Regions from separate parts of the Homo sapiens genome. Here regions 2, 3 and 4 are each linked to region 1. Evidence: chromatin contacts called from ENCODE Hi-C or POLR2A ChIA-PET data. All regions are on one chromosome and are shown on one strand. The core of a region is the stretch at or near the end of the contact, and the rest is flanking DNA. Distances in the headings are between cores, read along the strand shown.

Region 1 (4,214 bases), core at 1,202-3,701:
ACATACACAGACACAAAGAGAAGTGGATTGCAATGCTCCTCCTCATCTCTCATTTCCACAGAGTTCTCATAAAAGGAGCAAGAGGAAGAAAGAATATTCTGATGCCTTGAGATAGGTTACATTTGGCAATAAAAGGGTTAAGCAGCACTACTTTCCTAGAAACCTTCCAATTCCGTAGCTACTAATGCAATTTTCCTCATTACCTGAGCTATTTAGTTTTAAAAATTCAGCAGATTAAGGGTTAAGACTAACACCGCAGAAAGAAAAGAGAACTTGGTTCAGCTCCATCCTCTCTAAAGCAAATACCTACAACCCTGAGCCAAATCCATTAAACATATAGAAGACTTCATGGACATTCCAAAAGACAGGTGAAAAGGGGTTGAGCTTCCTCAGGTTTCTCACCTTACAGTACCACACACATAGTAGACTTCACAAGTTCGTGAAATAATTGTTAGATAAAATAGAGTACATATAAAATTCTACTCAAGACATGAAAACAAGTCACTGAGGTCACCACAAGTCAGCAGCAATAGCTGGAATTTGGGTGAGGAAGGTCAAACAGTACTCATGGAAATAAAATCAAAACAAAAAGATACAGAAATAGAAGGAATATGAGCCCTAGAACTTAAGTTTTGGAAGGAAAGCTAACGGGGGGGAGGGGTCAATTCTTATCCTAAAGAAACATACAAAAATGCTGCTTTAGTCACCAAAGAAGGAGGGGGTGTCAATACCCTTAACCTTATATTTCTAGGGGGGGAAAAAAAGATGTTCACCAGATAAAAACAGATGGTTACTGACATCTCAGATATCACTGGAAAGGGCAGTCCAGGAGCACTTGGTCTTGCTAGAAATAGGAAGAGATGAGTCACTATTTTAATTCTATTTAGAATTAAACATCTAACCCTCCAGGGTTAACATCTCAACCCTCTAGGTCATAAAACAACATTTTCTTCCTGTTTCCATCGCTTTATCAGTTTTCTTCCCAAATTTGTGGAGCTGGGTCAAAATGTTGGGAGGTGGGACTAAGAGTTACAAGCCATTTGTTTAGTAGAAAGATACACTAGTGTAAGGGCATAAATACCTGGAAGAGAAGACAAAAGAGCTACAGTTATAACTAGCTATTATAATGATCATCAATATCCAAGACTTTTCCTCTCCTGGACAGTGCCCCGTATCTTACAAAGCTTTTATAGCAAAAAAGCAACCAAACGGCTCCCTGGAGAGAGGCGTTGGTGTGGGCAAAAGGTAATGAAATATGATAGGGTTACATGTATATCACTATTCCTTCACTCGGATTGAAAGTAACTGGCACTTGAGGAAAGCTTACTCTTCTACAGGCACGCAAAGGGAAGCCGATAGTCGCCTTGGGGCACAAGAGGCAGTAGAAAAGGAGTAGAGGAGACGGTTATCATGGGAAATGTATAAAAAACAATTCAATTACAAACTTCTTGAACTCGCAGTCCAACTTTCTTCCCACAGGAGAGGTTTATCACCATCCTAGGTCAAGAAGGGCACAATCATGAGAGTTCTAATCCTCTGAAAAGTGATAAGCAACAGGGCAAAGAGAGAGGTTCTCTGGAGAGAGGAATACTGGTAAACAAATAAACGTCATGCCCCAGTGACCATAGGACCTGGGCAGGAGCCCATTCCTGTAATCGCAAGGACAAACGTCCAAAGAAGGAGTTGGGGGTAGGGCTCAAGTCAGGTAACATTCCTCAGGGGAAGGATTATCAAGTGACACCGGGCGGAGGGCCCACGGGGGACTGGGCGGGAGGAAAGTTAGCAGGTAAAAAGGATGAATCATGGAGAAGGAAGTGACCTTTAGGAGAAGGAAATACGAGAATACCAAAAAAGGTGTAAGGTTAAGAAGAGAAAATGGACCCAGAAGAGGGGACCAAAAAAGAGGAGGCGTGTTCGGGTACTGGAGGAAGAAGAAAGGAAGTGAGGCTGAGAGGGGAGAGACGGGGCTGAGAGCCGGCCGGGGATATGCGGGCGGGAGGGCAGAATGTAAGGGCTGGGGAACGAGGGAAGCCCCGAGGTGGCCGGGGCAAGAGCCGGGTGGGATTCCGGGGCTTCCCGAGGTCCCGAAGGGAGAGGATGTCGGGCTGCAGAGCTGCGGACCGAGCGAAACGAGGAAGGAAGGCGCGGGGGCGGCTCCCCAAAGCCGGGCAGGCGCCCCAGGGGCCGGCTGCAGGGGTCCAGAGGGCGGTTACGGGGCCAGGCAGGAGCGGGATGGGAGGGACACTCACAAATTTCTTAGATTTGCCGCCGTCGCCGCCCGCCGAGGGCAGCTCATCTGGGCTCCGGCCCTTCTTCTTGTCCCGGGTCCCGCGGCCGGGCCCCAGGCTCCCGCCGGGCGGCTCCATGTCCCGGTTCACGCTGGCCGGCGACCCCGCGCCTACGCCGCTCCCGCCTGGCAGCTCCGCGCCCGCCGCCGCCCAGTCGCTCTTTAGCCAGCCGCCGCGCCCCGCCTCATTAGCATGCCGGGCTGCGCGCGCCTCATGAATATACAACGACGACGCCTCGCTCCCGCCCGCCTGCCCCACTTCCGCCCGGACCCGCAGCCCCTACCAATGGGGGAAGGGAGAGGGGCGGAGGGAAGCCGCGGAAGCGCGCTACCTGCCCAGCGGACCTAACCATTCGGACCCACGTGGGGGGGGGTGGTGAGTGGGCGGTGCAGCTCTCCGCGGCCGCGGCGGAGAGCACCGCCCCCTGGCGGTTGGAGCAGCGCAGGCCTCTGGCTCCCACGCAGCGCCCACGTGGCTGTACAGCCTGACAGCCTGGACCCTCTCACATCCCAGACCAAAAATCGCGTGAGACCATTATCCTGGCAGAAAATTAGTGACAGGTTTTCCAAGAGAATGCAGTTTTCAATGTGTGCAATACCCATGGAACACATGAAAAAAATTATAGTGATAGCCACCATGTTTTGAAAGCAAGGTAGCAAGAACAGAGCTCGGTCCAGGGCAAGCACTAGACTAAACCAGACTCGCTCTGGAGTTTAATTTCCTAGTTCGAATTCCAGGTTAGGTACCATCTAATTGTTTCTAATCAGGACAAACTAATTATTGCCAACATGTGCCTAAACAGCAATAACAGTTACCACTTAACCATGCCCTTTGCTCTCTGCTAGGCACTAGGCAAACACTCTACATGTATTTTTCTAAGTCCCCACAGTCCCATGTGATAGATTCTGCTAGCCTCACCATTTTATAAATAGTAAATTTGGACTTTTGAGAGTTGAAGTGACTTGCCCAAGAACGCATAATTGATATAAAATTTAAACCCAGCTTAGTCTGATTTGCTGCCAAACCCTATGTTTAACCAGGATTCCCCACTGACATAAACCAAACATGAGTGAAAAGAATGAGTATTCTCCAAGAGTATATTCTTTGCTCTTCTAGCATGACTTTCTCCCTAAGCAATTTCATCCATTCTCCCAGCTACATCTGTCCCTTGTGTGACAGTTACGTGGCTACCAGTCGGCCTTCACAATATGGACTGAATATTCTTGACCACAGCTAGCAAGATTTCAAGCATAAGTTCCTGAAGGGCAGAGTCAGTGACTTACTTACTCTAGAGCCCCAGTACCTAGTCAAGGGCCTGAGATATACCAGGGACTCTGCCAAGCTGGCTGGCTCCTAAATTTGGCATTCATCTCTCTTGTGGTCCAGACCTTCTGATGGTGATCGGATAGAATGTTACATAGAGCTGTCCATCCCATACTTCAAACTTGACTTAGTGCTGAGCTTTCCAGACATTTTGTCTAAAAAGTCCAAAAGCTACTTTCTAAGCTAGTGTTGAGAACAGACAGAATCAGAGAATGGAGGGGAGGAAGTGACCCATCTATCAGTCCTCTTTCTTGTATCAGTCTGTATCTGCTACAATATTTATCATACTACTGACTGGAATGTAAACTCTTCTAGAGAAAGGTTCATGTTTGTGGCTACTACAGTATTTAGCATTGTTCTTCACATAGACAGATAATGGGCAACTTCTTCTGTCAGGCACTGTGCTAAGCACTTAACATGTTTTATCTCAGTGTATCTTCACCAACTAGCATCACTACTCTAAACACCCAGATTCAAAAACCTGAAGTCATCTTCTACTCCTCTCAAATCTGCCCAGGTTTGTCTAACTCTTAACCAAAATCCTCTATTAACTTCTTATATTTACAATAATAAATGTAGAATACATACACAGGGCCTAACGTA
Region 2 (4,214 bases), core at 511-3,010, 1.8 Mb after region 1:
AGTATATCGTTAATCAGGGTGTTTTAAGAGATGGGCTAAGACGGAGAAGCGCATTTGGGACACTATAGTCAAATCCCGTCCAATAAAAGGTAACTTTTCCTATGCGATGACGTTAGGCAGCATAAATGTCACTGGCCCTCACTGAAAAGTGAATATGAAGGTAGAGAGAGGGGTGTGGACTTGCCACTACAAATCTTGAGGGTAAACTGCTTATCTCCCCACCTCTCTGCCCCGTTTATCTGAGGCGATAACGATCTCTAAACACGAGGTATCGAATGGAGCCCAATGAATTTCCATGCCGCTTTTTTGACAGCTGCCTTCAAACCCGAAACCAAAACAATATTTCCTAAAACGAAAACGCTCCCTCAAGCGACATTATCCCCCAGTTTAAGTTGCAAATAACCCAGCCACATTAATTGGCCCTAATGAACCATGCCAGAGGGTCTTAAGTGGTATTACAAGGTTGCAATTATCAAGTCTGCAACCCCAAACGTCAAACTAGCACTTGTAAAAATCGCAGCACAAAACCATTACGGTTACAGGGGGTCTTTTTCTAAAAGGGGCCACTTAGAAACCTCAGGCGCGAATTAACAACAAACGCTAAAGAGCAAGCCCTTGCGGGGCGGGGGTGGAGAAGAGAAAAAAGTGCGAGGTTAAAAGAGAAGTACGTCCAGACCTGTTGAGTTCTCTCTCCGACACGCCCACTTCTAACAGATAACGCCGGCCCCGGCCGCAGTCTCCAAGTTGCGGGCTGTCAGCCCCCCGCGTGTGCACCCTCACGCGCCCCGCACGCCCTCCTCAAGCCAGGCGCCGCCGGGGCCTCCCCGGAGCCCGGGCTCGCGCTCGGGCGCGCCGGGGTGGCGTGCAAATATTCGGGCGAGTAAAATTCAGACGCGGCTTAGCGTTCACCACGAAAACGGGTGTCGGGCGACCCCCTTGGAGGGAAAGGGGACACTAGGGGGAGAAAAGAGGCCAGGATTCCCGCGAGGAATGAGAGGCTCGAAGCCCCCGGCAGTTCGACAGGGCTCCGCTCGCCGTCCGAGGTCAGGTTCCTCCCCCTCGGCCCGGCCAGGGGACGCCTGCGGAGGGAGAGGAAGAGGCCAGCGCTGTCACCCGCGCGCTGCCCTTTCGTCACCGTCGCCCGGCCCTTGCCAGCCCCCCACCCCCACTCCCCGAGGCTAATAAAAGTTTGTAGGCTCCCGCGGCGGCCCCCGAGTTGTCTCCGGTCCCAGCGGCACCTCGGGGGAGCGAGCGCGCCCCGGCCCCCTCCCGCCTCGCTTCTTACCTCTGGCAGAGGAGCCGCTCGCCCGCCACCGTCCGCAGTTCCCGCCGCAGCCGAGATAAACAACTTAGCTTGTGAACGCAGAAGGAGCAGGAGGGAAATATATTTTTTTTTTCTAAAAAAAGGAAGTAAACAGCCGCCCCTTTCTCCATGGGTGGGGGGAGAGCCCCTATTTAAGAAAGTCTCCCATTGCCCAGCTGACAAGCCAGCCCTCCGCCCCGCGCCGGGCTCCGCGGGTCGAGGTTCCGGGCGCGCGTGCCCCGTCCCGGTCCCAGCTGCTTCGGCCGCTCCGGCTGCGGCGTCTCCTTCCACCCACAGAATCCGTCCCCGACGGGCAGGCGGTGACTCGGGCTCCCGTCACAGACACGAGCTCGCAAAATGGAGGAGGCGGCGGCGGAGGGAAGAGAGCGCGGACACGCGAAAGGGCAGCCCGGCCTGGGCGAGCGAGCGGGACCGAGCGGGGAGCGGGTGGAGGCGGCGCCACGGCGCGCACACACTCGCACACACGCGCTCCCACTCCACCCCCGGCCGCTCCCCGCCCGAGGGGCCGCGCGGCGGCCGCGGGGAACGATGCAACCTGTTGGTGACGCTTGGCAACTGCAGGGGCGCCCGCGGTCCCTGCCCCCACGCCCTCCGCGCGGGCCCCGCCACCCCGGCCCCGACGGCGCCTGCACGCCCGCGTCCCCTGGCGTGGCCGCCCCGCCCGGTGCGCCGCGCTTCGCCCCCCGCCCCCAACTCCCCAGGAAAAAGGGTGGCGGCGGCAGCGGCGGGGGCCGACCTGGTCTCTCTGGGGCGGCGTTAAGAGGGCCACCGAGTTTCTCCAGTTTCTTTTCTCGCTACCTCCTTCCCGCCCCCGCCCAGCTCCGCGGCTCCAGACCCACTCGGGAGCTCGCTCTGCCCCTTGGCGGCAAGCGCCGCCAGTGCCCCTGCGGGTGACAGCGGGCGGGCCACAAGAGCCGGGGCGCCTCCCGCGGCTGAGCTGCGTGAGTGGCCCGCGCCGCCGCCGCCGGGCCGAGTTGCGTGAAGTGTGTCACTTCGAAAGGGGCTACGGGGTTGCACGGAAACGGTGCCGCAGCGTCTCGGCCGCGCTCGGGGCCGGGCGGCCTGACACGCCCTCTGGGGAGGCTTCAGGGAAGGGACGGGATAGCGGGGGTCGGCGCATACGTACTTTGGGCCCGGGGGGAGTCGCGTGCCGGCAGGTCCCCCACCACCGCATCATCTGGGCGGCCGGGTCTTCAGCTGCCGCCGCCGCGCTCTCGCACTGGGAGAGAAGTTGCAAAGCAGAACCCACCCTCCCCCGCGCCCCGACCGTCCCCCACCCTCTTCCCCGAGTCTGCGAGGCGGCGGCGGCGGCAGAAGGAGGCGCCGCCTGCCAAGTTCAACCCCCACCCCTCCCGCCCAATGTGCTCACACTCGAAGGAAGTTGCACGCCAAATGCAAAACCTCCAGCGAGCTGGATTTCTTTGCACTTTTTTTTTATTATTATGATTAAGGAAAGCAGGGGGCGGCAGGCTTAAAAGCAAGTTGCAGGCGAAATAGTAAGTTGCTGGCGAAATATAGCCCCCCTTCCGAAACTCCTGACCTCTTCTTCCACCCCGGCCAGGGCCCGCGTCCAAGTTCCCGGTGCAGGCCCCACCCCCGAATCTTGACATTTGCTGCCCTCGACTCTGTGCGTTGCTCACCCTATCACGTTCATAGGACCCCTGCCCCTACAAATAAAACAAAATACAGGCAGCTTTAAAATGCCAGCGTTCAACTCCCTACAGATGTTCCTGTTAGGAGCTTCCCCCTCAGTCCAAGGGGAAGGGAACTCGTGGTCCGTCCTGAGAAAGGAGAGGGCCGTGGGGCGAGGGGTGCCCGTGCGGGAAGCCCCCGCCCCAGCTCCCTTCCCCAGCTCGCCGCGTCGGGAAGGCTTGGACGATGCCGGGACCGAGCCTCCTACCTTGTGCGGCACAGATTATGATTTTTGTGACTCTGGGAAAGGTTGTGCTGTGTGGGTTTAGGGTTTGGGGAGGTAACTTTTGCGCCCCCACAGGTGACATCGCTTGCCAGCTCCTGACACGGGCGGGGGCTGCCGCAGCTCCACCTAATCCTGCTCGGGCGCTCGGCCACAGCCACTCTCTCACCTCCCGCCGCGCTCAGACTGACGGCGGCTCCCCCTGCTCTGACATCTTGAAGACGATTGGGGAAGCGCGTCCCGGAAGCCGCCCGCCGCCATCTTGGTAGGGTACAGTGTCGCCAGCCCGTCCCCGCGGCCACCATCTTGGCAAAGGTTCGCGATCGCGGGTAGCCTAAGCCGTCCTTCCTTGGTTCTCAAGGGTAAACGGTTCCCTGTGCATTGTCTGATGTGAAAGGAAAGAAGTAGGCTTTCAGCAAGCCTCTTGTCCGGAGACGATCTACGGGGGCCGCCTCCAGAGGATTCTGGAGCCGCCATCTTGGCAAAGGAAGAGATACTCGCCACCTCGGAAAAGAAGAGGGAACCAACCGTATGCCAACGTAGAACCCTCAGCCAGAAGAATTTTTATGAAGGGCGCTGAGCAACTCCATGTTAACAAAACCCCCTTCTGGACCCAGAAGGCAGACTCCGCTTCTCCTGTCCCTTGGCACAAGTCAACTAGAAGGAGGCCCTTGCTTTGGATGCTCATCTGTGAGGCTATGAGAACACTGCTTGACCTAGTTGCCCGTTTTTCCAATTTCTGAGCCTCAAGCACTAGAATGAGATGTCTTTCGTTAATTTGGCCCCTAAACTACCAACAGTTTCATGGGAAACAAATCAAGACCCAACCCTACAATAATGTTTTACACGTTTTAAAAGTGAGTTAAATAGCCCATGCTAATAATTATCCTTGTACACTGCTTAAAATGATTAAGAATTCTATTTATATATACATGTATGTATACATATGTATACACATATATATTATATACATAT
Region 3 (4,214 bases), core at 862-3,361, 1.5 Mb before region 1:
CTTGTCCTATGTTTCAATAAAAGACAAGGTTTAAAGAGATGCTACTTGCTCCTCATACACCTAAAAAACTTTTTTCTTGAAACTTTCTAATGTTTTCCCTCCGTAGCTCCATGTATTTTATTAATGTGTCTGATAGCCTTTGTTTTTCCTCCTCTAGAACCTCCAAGTTTTCTAATTCTCAGCTATGATTTTAGATCATTAAATCACCAGTTTCTAATCTCCACAATACAGTTGGAAACATTTAGGACAGAATATCCTTTAGGATATTAAGATGCAGAAGACTGTACTTCGAAGGATATTTATATAGTAGTGCTGCCACCTAAAGATGAGGTGAATATAAAGAAGCAATTCAAAGGAAATGACCCATCACCCTTAAGCCAGTCTCATTTTCTCACCTCCAGCTAGGAATTAATAAGCGTGTTGCTGTTGTTGTTGTCATTAACAGGGAAGTTGAACTGTTTCGCAATCACTTATTTCTGAGCTTTAATCCTCTGTGCCAGATAATTTCAGACTCAAACCTTTTCTAGTCCTCTGCGATTCTTCTCAGCCATCAGGCACTGCCTACAATACGTAAGAGGCAGCAAAAGATACTTGGAAAAAAACAATTGAGAGATTTCTGGTTTAGTGAATAAAGCAGGCAATAATAGACCTTAGAGTTTTCCCTTTATCAGTGATAGACTCCTCACAATGCTGAACAACTGACTTACATTTTGATAACTAAATTTTCATCTGTAAAATGGGAGTAATTATACCTTAGTCCTACTTGCCTCGCAGGCTCAACTAGATATGCTTCTGGGAAAGATTCTCTAACAAGTGAGTTTAAAAGTCTACCACTGCCTAACAAAGAGGGATTTTGTGGTATATTTGCAAAGTAACTTCAAAACAAAATAGTTAAATAGGTTGAGGCAATGATTAAGTTTTCCTAAATCACAGTTTGACTTCTCGGAGGTCTATTTAAATAATGATAAAGATGATAAATGCAGTTTTTATTTTGCTGCAGTTATTAGCTGATCCACGTTCCATCTACGTATTCAGTGTTGCAGGATGGAGACGTGACAGCGTAGAAAGCGAGCAAAAGCGTTACCGTGCACCAAAAATCTTGTCAAACTTGATACGATTTCAAGAAGACTGTCTTAAAGGACATTTTATAATTTCACATTTAGCCCTTGCATAGCATTTTATGAAAATTAACTTTTACCCTTTCCCCCTCGGCCCAAGGAAGTCGCATTCCCTCAAAGGGGCCCGGCTTCAACATATTACACTGCGTGGGAGGCTGGGCAGCAACCCCACGCTTCCTGTCAAGGATTCCTGGGGCCAGAGCCTGAAAAGTGCTCTAGCCACTCTTCTCTATGCTAATTCTGTCCTTCCGACCCCTCTTGGCGGGTGTCTGAGGGCCAAGGTGAGACTTTCCCCGGAGATGAAAGGCCTATTGCCTCTTCAGAGACCCGGGCGGAGTTGGGGCGGGGGTGCCGCGTGATAGGGTGGTAGCAGAAGTCGCAACGACGCACAGGGCCCTAAGTTGGAGCTGGCGCAGGCCCTTCAGGGTTCTATCCCCGCCAGAGCCTGGCTTCGGCCTTCAGAAGCCAAACGAGTAATAGGTCCTTCTGGGGCGCTGTGGGCGGTGGGTGGAGGAAGTGTGGGCGGAGAGGCCACAGACATCCCCCTCCTCAGACGCGCCCCAAGGCCTGGCCCGCGGAATGTTGACGCGCCAGGAGCCGATAGGGCGCGCTCACGCGCGAGAAGGGGGCGGAAAGAGCGCGCTCGGCGGCCGCCGCGGCGGCAGCTAAAACGGAGGGACGCGAGAGCGAAGGGCGCGAGCCACGGAGTTGGGAGGAGGGGTGGGGAACGCGGAGCGCGCGCTGACGTCGCCTGGAGTCACGCACGGAGCGCCGGGTTACGCGCCGACGTCTGGCTGCCACGACTTGCCGTCTGCGGCGGCGGCGGCGGCGGCGAGCGGATCCCGCAGGGGAAGGAGGAGGAGGAGGGAGAGCCAAGGGGGCTGTGAGTGAGCGGGAGAAGCAGGGTGTGAGCCGGACTTGCCCATGGGAGGGAGAGCGAGCGAGAGCCGAGCCAGCCATCCGAGCCGCCTCCTCCTCCTCCCCTCGGCGTCCCGCCCCCGCCCGCCAGCCCGCCCTCCTTCCTCCTCAGCCCGCAGAGCCTAAGTGAGGCGCAGCTCGGCTAGCGCCGCTGTCCAGGACAGGTGTGCGCGCGCGCGCCCTCCTCCCCTCCCCCCTTCCTCGCGCCTGTCTCGCGCGCGCCCTCCCTCCCGCCAGCCTGCGCCCTCCCTCACCTGCGGCAGGACAGCGCCCGCCCGCCCGGGTAAGCCCCTCGCGACCTTCCCTGCTGCCACTGCCACAGCTCCAGGTGACGCTCGCCCCGTCCCCTTTACTTGCTCTCTCAGCCCAGGAATAATTATAGTACCATTGCAGACATCCCCGCACCCTCCCTCTTGGAGACCCAGGCGGTGCAGCAACGTTCTCTCCCACCCCCCGCAGCGAGAAACGAATGAACCCCCTCCTACTTTCAAAAGAGAACAAAATAACACGCCCCTTAAGAAAAGAGGCGATCCTACCTCCGCAGGCGCTGGAGACCACCAGTGATGCGTTTGCTTAGCAATCCCTGAGCCCCATTTCCCCTGGCCGCCTTCGCCCTGGGGCCTGGGACTGTGCGCTAGACGTGGCTGACACTCCCTGCACGGCAACCCTGGAAGGAGGGAGAGGAAGGAGAGTTCTATAACCCAGGCTTCACTGCCAACCCCTCCTCTGTTCGGTTCCCCCCACCCCACTACCACCAAATGCATACACCCGCCCAGGATGCGTTGTAAAAACAAAACAAAACCAGGAAAAAAAAAAAAAAAACCTTTGGTGCTGACATCGCAGATGAAGCCGGGCCCAAAGATGGGTGGCCCGAACAAGGCATTTTTACTGCCCCACAGCGCTGGGTCAGCTCCACAGCTCCTCTGCCTTTGTCCGAGGGCAAAAGGAACGGATGTGAAGCTGAGGGGTCTTCTCTGTGAGCGGCGGTGGGCCCCGGAGGCGGGCTGTGATGTTTGTAGGGGAAGGCACCCAACCAATATATCTGCCATAAACCTGAACTTGGGTTGGAGAGCCCCCAGAGACTGGCTGGGGTAACTGGTTCGTAGCTGTCTACCCCGGAATAAATGCCACCTTCTTTTCCGCGGTGTCTGCGGGACCCTCTGTTGGGGGTTCTAATTCGTTTTGGCCTGGGCTCCTTACATTTCTGTCCGGCCAGGCGCTTTTGGACAGCTTTTCGCAGCGGTGTCTAAGCTTGTGTTCGGTGTCCTTGGAAGGGAGGTCCCAGAGCTTTACAATAGGCTGGATTTGGTTTGACATCTTTTGGTGGACTGTCAAAGGGGAAAGGAAATTTTTGGATTACTTCAAGATCCCCCACCGCCCCCGCCCAACTGACGTTTGCGAATTGCGGCTTTGGAAATTGGAGTGTTGACTAGAGTGTGGAGAGAGAGTTGCTGATTTCATTGCTTTGAGTACTAGTAAAACCATTTAAGTATCAGCCGGAAGGGAGACAGCTATTGACATTTACATCGGTTCTGTTTGGACCTTTGGGGTACATAAAATGTCGGGTTCTCTGAATTTTTTATCGAATTTAGAATGTCTGCTACATTTATTTAACTTCTGCAAATGCTTAAAATGAAAACATTTTGGAAATGCGAGGATTTTTATCAAGTGGATTGTTCTCTTCATATATTAAATGTTTACTTCATATCTTTAATCCGAAACATTAAAATAGCATTGAAGAGGCATGATTTTCAAGATTAAGTGAGCTATGGAAAAGGAATACGCTTTTAAAGAACGATCTGGGAAATGCTGTTACTATTAGTCATTGTTGTTGTTAAATGTTAAGATTTATTTGAGAGTTTCTCAATTTTTTTGGTAGACAGTCATGAGAAGAAATGGCTAATTCCTCCACTTTGAACATTTACAGTACAACATCCCAGTTAGTTTTAATGATTTGGGTATTGAAGATAGTTGTCTGGTTTAAGACTGGTATTTAATCTAAGTATCACTTGAAAACACAAGCTCTAATGTTCTTTATTTTGGAAATTTGTGATTTTGTAAAATATTAATCAACATATTGTTTCTATTAGGAACTCTATAATCAGAAGGGTTTACTACCCAGAGGTAGACAACCTCTTTCCAAGTCTATTTTATAAATGTGTGTTGATTTTTACTTTA
Region 4 (4,214 bases), core at 614-3,113, 1.1 Mb after region 1:
TTGGGGACAGATAGGGACACACAGGTAAGTGATTGGTCATGTTGCACATTAGCCCTATTACTTAACCTCACTGAGCTTCAAGTTTCCCCTCTGTAAAATGGGAATAATAATACTGGCTTTGAAGGGCACTGTAAGGATTAAATGAGGTAATACGTGTCAAACATCTATCATCGTGCCTGGTTCACAGCAAGTGCTCATAACTGTTAACACAGCCAATAAAGGTGAGAAATAGTGAGGATGTCAGTAACAATAAGAAAGAGTAAAAACTGTAACAATGAGATGGGGGTAGAAATAAAATATAGGCTGATGAGAGAAAAGGGTTCAATCACTGAAGCTATTTTCTCTGCAAGTCACCCCTTAAAATGTGTATTCGGATGCAATTTCCAGCCTTTAAAAAAATACATAAAGAGTCAACTTTTTATTAAATTTGTATGTAAAGGGCAGATATAGCTGAATGGGAGCTGGTTTAAACTGAGCCCAAACTTTTTTCCTTTTTCTTTTTTCTCTTGTCCTTTCCTTCCCTGGGTCCAGAACAATAAGCTTTGTTTAGAGGAAGAGTATTTACCCAAGGCCTGTTTCCACTTAAGATATTTCAGCAGGACAGTGAATAACCTCTTACACTATTGAGAAATTTTCACTGTCTGGAATTACTGGAACAAAGATGTCATTATTAAAACAAACTTTTGACCTTCTATAGAACGGTCACTTTAGCTACAAGAGAATCATTCACAATGGCTTTATAAGAATGGAAGCTATGACATCATTATTATATACAACACTCTATCAAAGATCTTGATTGTGAGAATCAGTTAGAATTCTTTGGTGGCAAGCAACAGAACTAACTCTGGCTCACTTAGGCAAAAGAAACAATTTATTCCAAGGCTATCAGGGTTGCTTACAGATCTGAGGGAAAGGCTGAAAAACCAGGTTTCTGAGAGCACAAGAACCAGGGCAACAGCTTAGGAAGCAGAAACTAACAGATTTTTGGGGTCACCCGTACCAGATGAATCAACTTCATTTATTTTGTCTCTGCTTCAGCTCTCTCAGTATTTAATTTCCTGGGAGAGAAAATCTGGTTGGCCAAACTTGGGTCTTGGGCCCAGGGGGCAGCCAGAGGGCAGCAGAGCACCTTGATTGACAGTCCTACAAAGCCTTCCTCCAGTCAGTGAGGGGCAGGTAGTTCCTTGAGGAAACTGAGGCTTGGCCACCCAAAGTGGGACTAGATCATGGGAAGATATCAATACTTTCATACTACGCAAGCTTCTAGGGCAGAGATATCATGGAGGAATCATCACTTTACTTAAAGGGACAACTGAGGAACTGAATTAAAGTAGTTTGCCCAGGAGCCACAGGTAGTGGCAGAAAGGAAATGTTCTGACTCCTACCAGCCAAATGGGAATTTCCCTTATTCCATCCAGTTGGCTAAAGCAGTGGTTCAGAGACTTGGCAGTGCATCAGAATTACCTGTGGAGCTTGCTAAAAATAGAGAAGCTAGGTTTGGCATAGGGCTGGGGCATCTGTATTTTTAATAAGCTTCTTGTGTGATTCTGCTTACAACCAACTTGGAGGCCCACTACATCATCAAATTTCCATAGGATCTGATATAGGAAAAGAACATTGCAGAAATAAAAATGGGATAAGGTATGATACAGTTTGAATATTTGTCCCCACCAAATCTCATGTTGAAATGTGATCCCCCAATGTTGGAAGTAGGGCCTAGTGGGAAGTGTTTGGGTCACAGAGGCAAATCTCTCATGAATGGCTTGGTGCCCTCCTTGCCATAATGAGTGAGTTCTTACTCTATTAGTTCATGCGAGAGCTGGTTGTTTAAAAAGCCTGGCGCCTCTCCTCCATCTCGCCTGCTTCCTCTCTCACCATATGACTCATCTTCTCTCCTTTCACCTTCCTCCATGAGTAAAAGCTTCCTAAAGTCCTGACCAGAAACAAATGCTGGTGCCATGCTTTTTGTACAGCCTGCAGAACCATGAGCCAAATATACTTTTCTTTATAAAGTACCCAGTCTTGGGTATTCCTTTATAGCAATGCAAAATGGATGAATTTAGTAATTTTAGGGGAAAGGTTTGGGTTTGTTGACAACATTTTTTGAGGTCCAATTTGTGTTAGCTGATTTCATGGTTTGAGGTTTGAGGGAATGTGAGGACAGGGAGAGGTCTTTCCCTATTTGTGACAAGCCTGCACCAAGTGGATCAGGCAGGTTAGGCTGTTTCCTAGAAAGCATCTACCGTTGAGCATACTAAGCATTGAGCATATTAAGCATTGAGCAAGGAGCAAGGCTGGGACCCCTCTTGGGTAGTCCTGACTATCTACAGTATTAAAGGGGGAGGATCAGATTATACGGGTAGTGTACCCAAGTGCCAAGATCTAGAATACAAAAAAGGGTTGGGAAATAGGCCTGAGCTGGCACAAACAGGAAAAGATCTGTTACCTTTATCTTGTTTCCTCACAGCTGATGAAGACAGGCTAATGCTAAGTCTCTTAACCAACCTGGAGGATGGAGAAGATGGGAGAGTGCTATTCTTCTTCTAGGAAGCTGCATTCCTCAACTCTTTACCTGGGTACTCCTATCCACCCTTCAGGTCCTTGTTTAAATATTACCTCCTCAGAGAGGCCTTCCTAACACCCTCTTCCCCCAGCTCAATCTAAACTAGGGTCCTTGCTGTTCTTTCTGTGGTCATCTGGTCTTTCCCAGAGCCAGATTCATGGACATGCAATATGTACAGTCATTCTGCACTTAGAAGGACTCCATGCTTGGTTTAATGCTCTGCTGTCACCATCCTGAAGTTCTTAATACTTTTTGAACCAGGGGTCCTCCATTTTCATTTTTCACTGGGTTCTGCAGATTATATAGCTGGTCCTGTTCTTTCCCTTTCTTGAACTTAGCACCTTTAATTGCTATTAATTTAGGTGTTAATAGTCCTAACATCTAGCTCCATGCCTCCCACTGTCATACAGGCTTGATAAACGTTGCTTAACCTTTTCAAATTATGGTTATTTGACTACTTTTGATTTACAAAAAAGCATATTCATATGATTAAACCTAAACTATTCTGGATGAATGAATAGATGAATGAATGAATGATGGAAGGAAGAAAGATACTTTGGACAAGTGCATTGTTGACCCAATATCCGCTCACCTACTTCCTTTCTAATAGAACTTAATTATGATCAGGTGTCCATCCCTTCCCCAGTGACTCAGGGGAGGTGACCCAATTCCCAATTCCAAGGTAGATCCTGATTAGCCTACATTTTCTTTTTCTTAAAAATAGTCTTCTCTCTCTGGACGTTGTCAGGTTTGAATCTGACTCCCAGGACTGCTAAAGTCATCTTGCTATCGGTCTAACAATTAAACCAACCAAAGCGAAAAGTAGCGCCAAGGAAATTGCATAAAAGCGGTAGCAATATGCATAAATAAAAGCAGTATTCTAGATGGCCCTTGCTGTACCCTGAGCTTCTTATTATGTGAGATAATAGGGTTTCTGTATTGTTTCTTCTAGTTGTCTATTGCTATAAAACAGTTACCACAACATGGAGTGGCTTAAAATAGCATCCATGTTATTAAATTTCATAATTTTGTAGGCCAGGAAGCCAGGAAGGACTTACTTAGGTAATTCTTCTATTCCATGTACCATTGACTGAGGTCCCTTAGTGATATTCAGCTGGCTGATGGACTGGTCTTTAGAGTCCACATATTTGGCACCTTGGCAATGCTGGCTGGAAGTGCAGGCTCAGCTGGGACATTTAACCAGAACACACATACATGACCTCTTCAACATGGCCATCTCAAGGTACTCAGACTTCTTCCCCAGGGTGAAGGGCTTCCAGAGAGAGTATTCCAAGAGACAGGAAGTAGAAGCCTTCAGTCTCTTAAGGCCAGAGCCTGGACTGGCACAGCATCACGTCTGTCATATTCTGTGGGTCAGAGCAGTCACAAATTCCATTGAGATGCAAGGGGAGAGGACATAGTTTACCTCTTGATGGGAAAATTATCACTTTATGGCTATTTTAATGCTTCACATTATTTAAGTCAATTGGACACTGATTTTCTGTTATTTATAGGCTAAAGAATTCAAGAATTCCTGAGGAATTCAAGGAACTCAAGGTTCTCTCAAGCTTGGGAAGATATTTCTTCCTGTTCCCCTAAAACAGAAGTCTGTACACTTTTTCTGCAAAGGGCTACATAGTAAATATTTCAG

Evidence for each region. A loop is a pair of places that touch in the nucleus more often than their neighbours do. ChIA-PET counts read pairs that join two places held with the same protein, here RNA polymerase II (POLR2A). Pooled maps may share reads with other maps.
Region 2: a map of naive thymus-derived CD4-positive, alpha-beta T cell shows a loop between it and region 1 (4-fold over the local background). The contact joins the promoter of NR3C1 here to the promoter of DIAPH1 in region 1. A Hi-C loop is called at or near these places in 1 of 168 maps with a recorded cell type or tissue (naive thymus-derived CD4-positive, alpha-beta T cell) and 8 of 50 pooled maps. POLR2A ChIA-PET finds 5 or more read pairs at or near these places in 2 of 52 experiments (GM10248 and activated naive CD4-positive, alpha-beta T cell).
Region 3: a loop to region 1 is called in a map of K562, with 7 times the contacts of the local background. The contact joins the promoter of MALINC1 here to the promoter of DIAPH1 in region 1. A Hi-C loop is called at or near these places in 2 of 168 maps with a recorded cell type or tissue (K562 and naive thymus-derived CD4-positive, alpha-beta T cell), 3 of 37 single-sample maps with no recorded cell type and 10 of 50 pooled maps.
Region 4: POLR2A ChIA-PET joins it to region 1 with 16 read pairs in PC-9. The contact joins the enhancer-like site here to the promoter of DIAPH1 in region 1. POLR2A ChIA-PET finds 5 or more read pairs at or near these places in 2 of 52 experiments (PC-9 and activated CD4-positive, alpha-beta T cell).

The regions. Positions count from the first base shown.
Region 1 is chr5:141,616,549-141,620,762 of GRCh38, forward strand. It overlaps DIAPH1 (diaphanous related formin 1), which reads right to left and starts at 2,452. Exons shown (of 28, transcript NM_005219.5): 1 at 2,250-2,452. The coding sequence starts at 2,366. RefSeq lists silencers at 2,030-2,226, 2,037-2,086, 2,147-2,806.
Region 2 is chr5:143,401,926-143,406,139 of GRCh38, forward strand. It overlaps NR3C1 (nuclear receptor subfamily 3 group C member 1), which reads right to left and starts at 1,761. Exons shown (of 9, transcript NM_000176.3): 1 at 1,286-1,761. It overlaps LOC128966704, which reads right to left. Exons shown (of 2, transcript XM_054328421.1): 1 at 3,409-4,214; 2 at 2,741-2,991. The coding sequence starts at 3,716. The coding sequence ends at 2,961. RefSeq lists silencers at 757-856, 1,067-1,146, 1,387-2,656 and enhancers at 2,662-3,429, 2,707-2,776, 2,817-2,956, 3,357-3,596, 3,430-4,196 and 1 more.
Region 3 is chr5:140,105,901-140,110,114 of GRCh38, forward strand. MALINC1 (mitosis associated long intergenic non-coding RNA 1) reads right to left here and starts at 2,112. Exons shown (of 4, transcript NR_102741.1): 1 at 1,509-2,112; 2 at 396-590. It overlaps LOC124900193, which reads right to left and starts at 3,369. Exons shown (of 4, transcript XM_047417990.1): 1 at 1,884-3,369; 2 at 396-561. The coding sequence starts at 3,085. The coding sequence ends at 2,159. RefSeq lists enhancers at 1,212-1,311, 2,422-2,923 and silencers at 1,842-1,911, 1,942-2,001, 2,012-2,271.
Region 4 is chr5:142,747,653-142,751,866 of GRCh38, forward strand. The region is part of intron 1 of LINC01844 (long intergenic non-protein coding RNA 1844); the gene reads left to right. Among named protein-coding and RNA genes, the nearest start is that of LINC01844, 4.2 kb to the left of the region's middle. Within about 2 kb of position 1,864, at least 3 of the 41 ENCODE cell types and tissues checked have a DNase peak (open chromatin) inside an H3K27ac peak, as active enhancers do.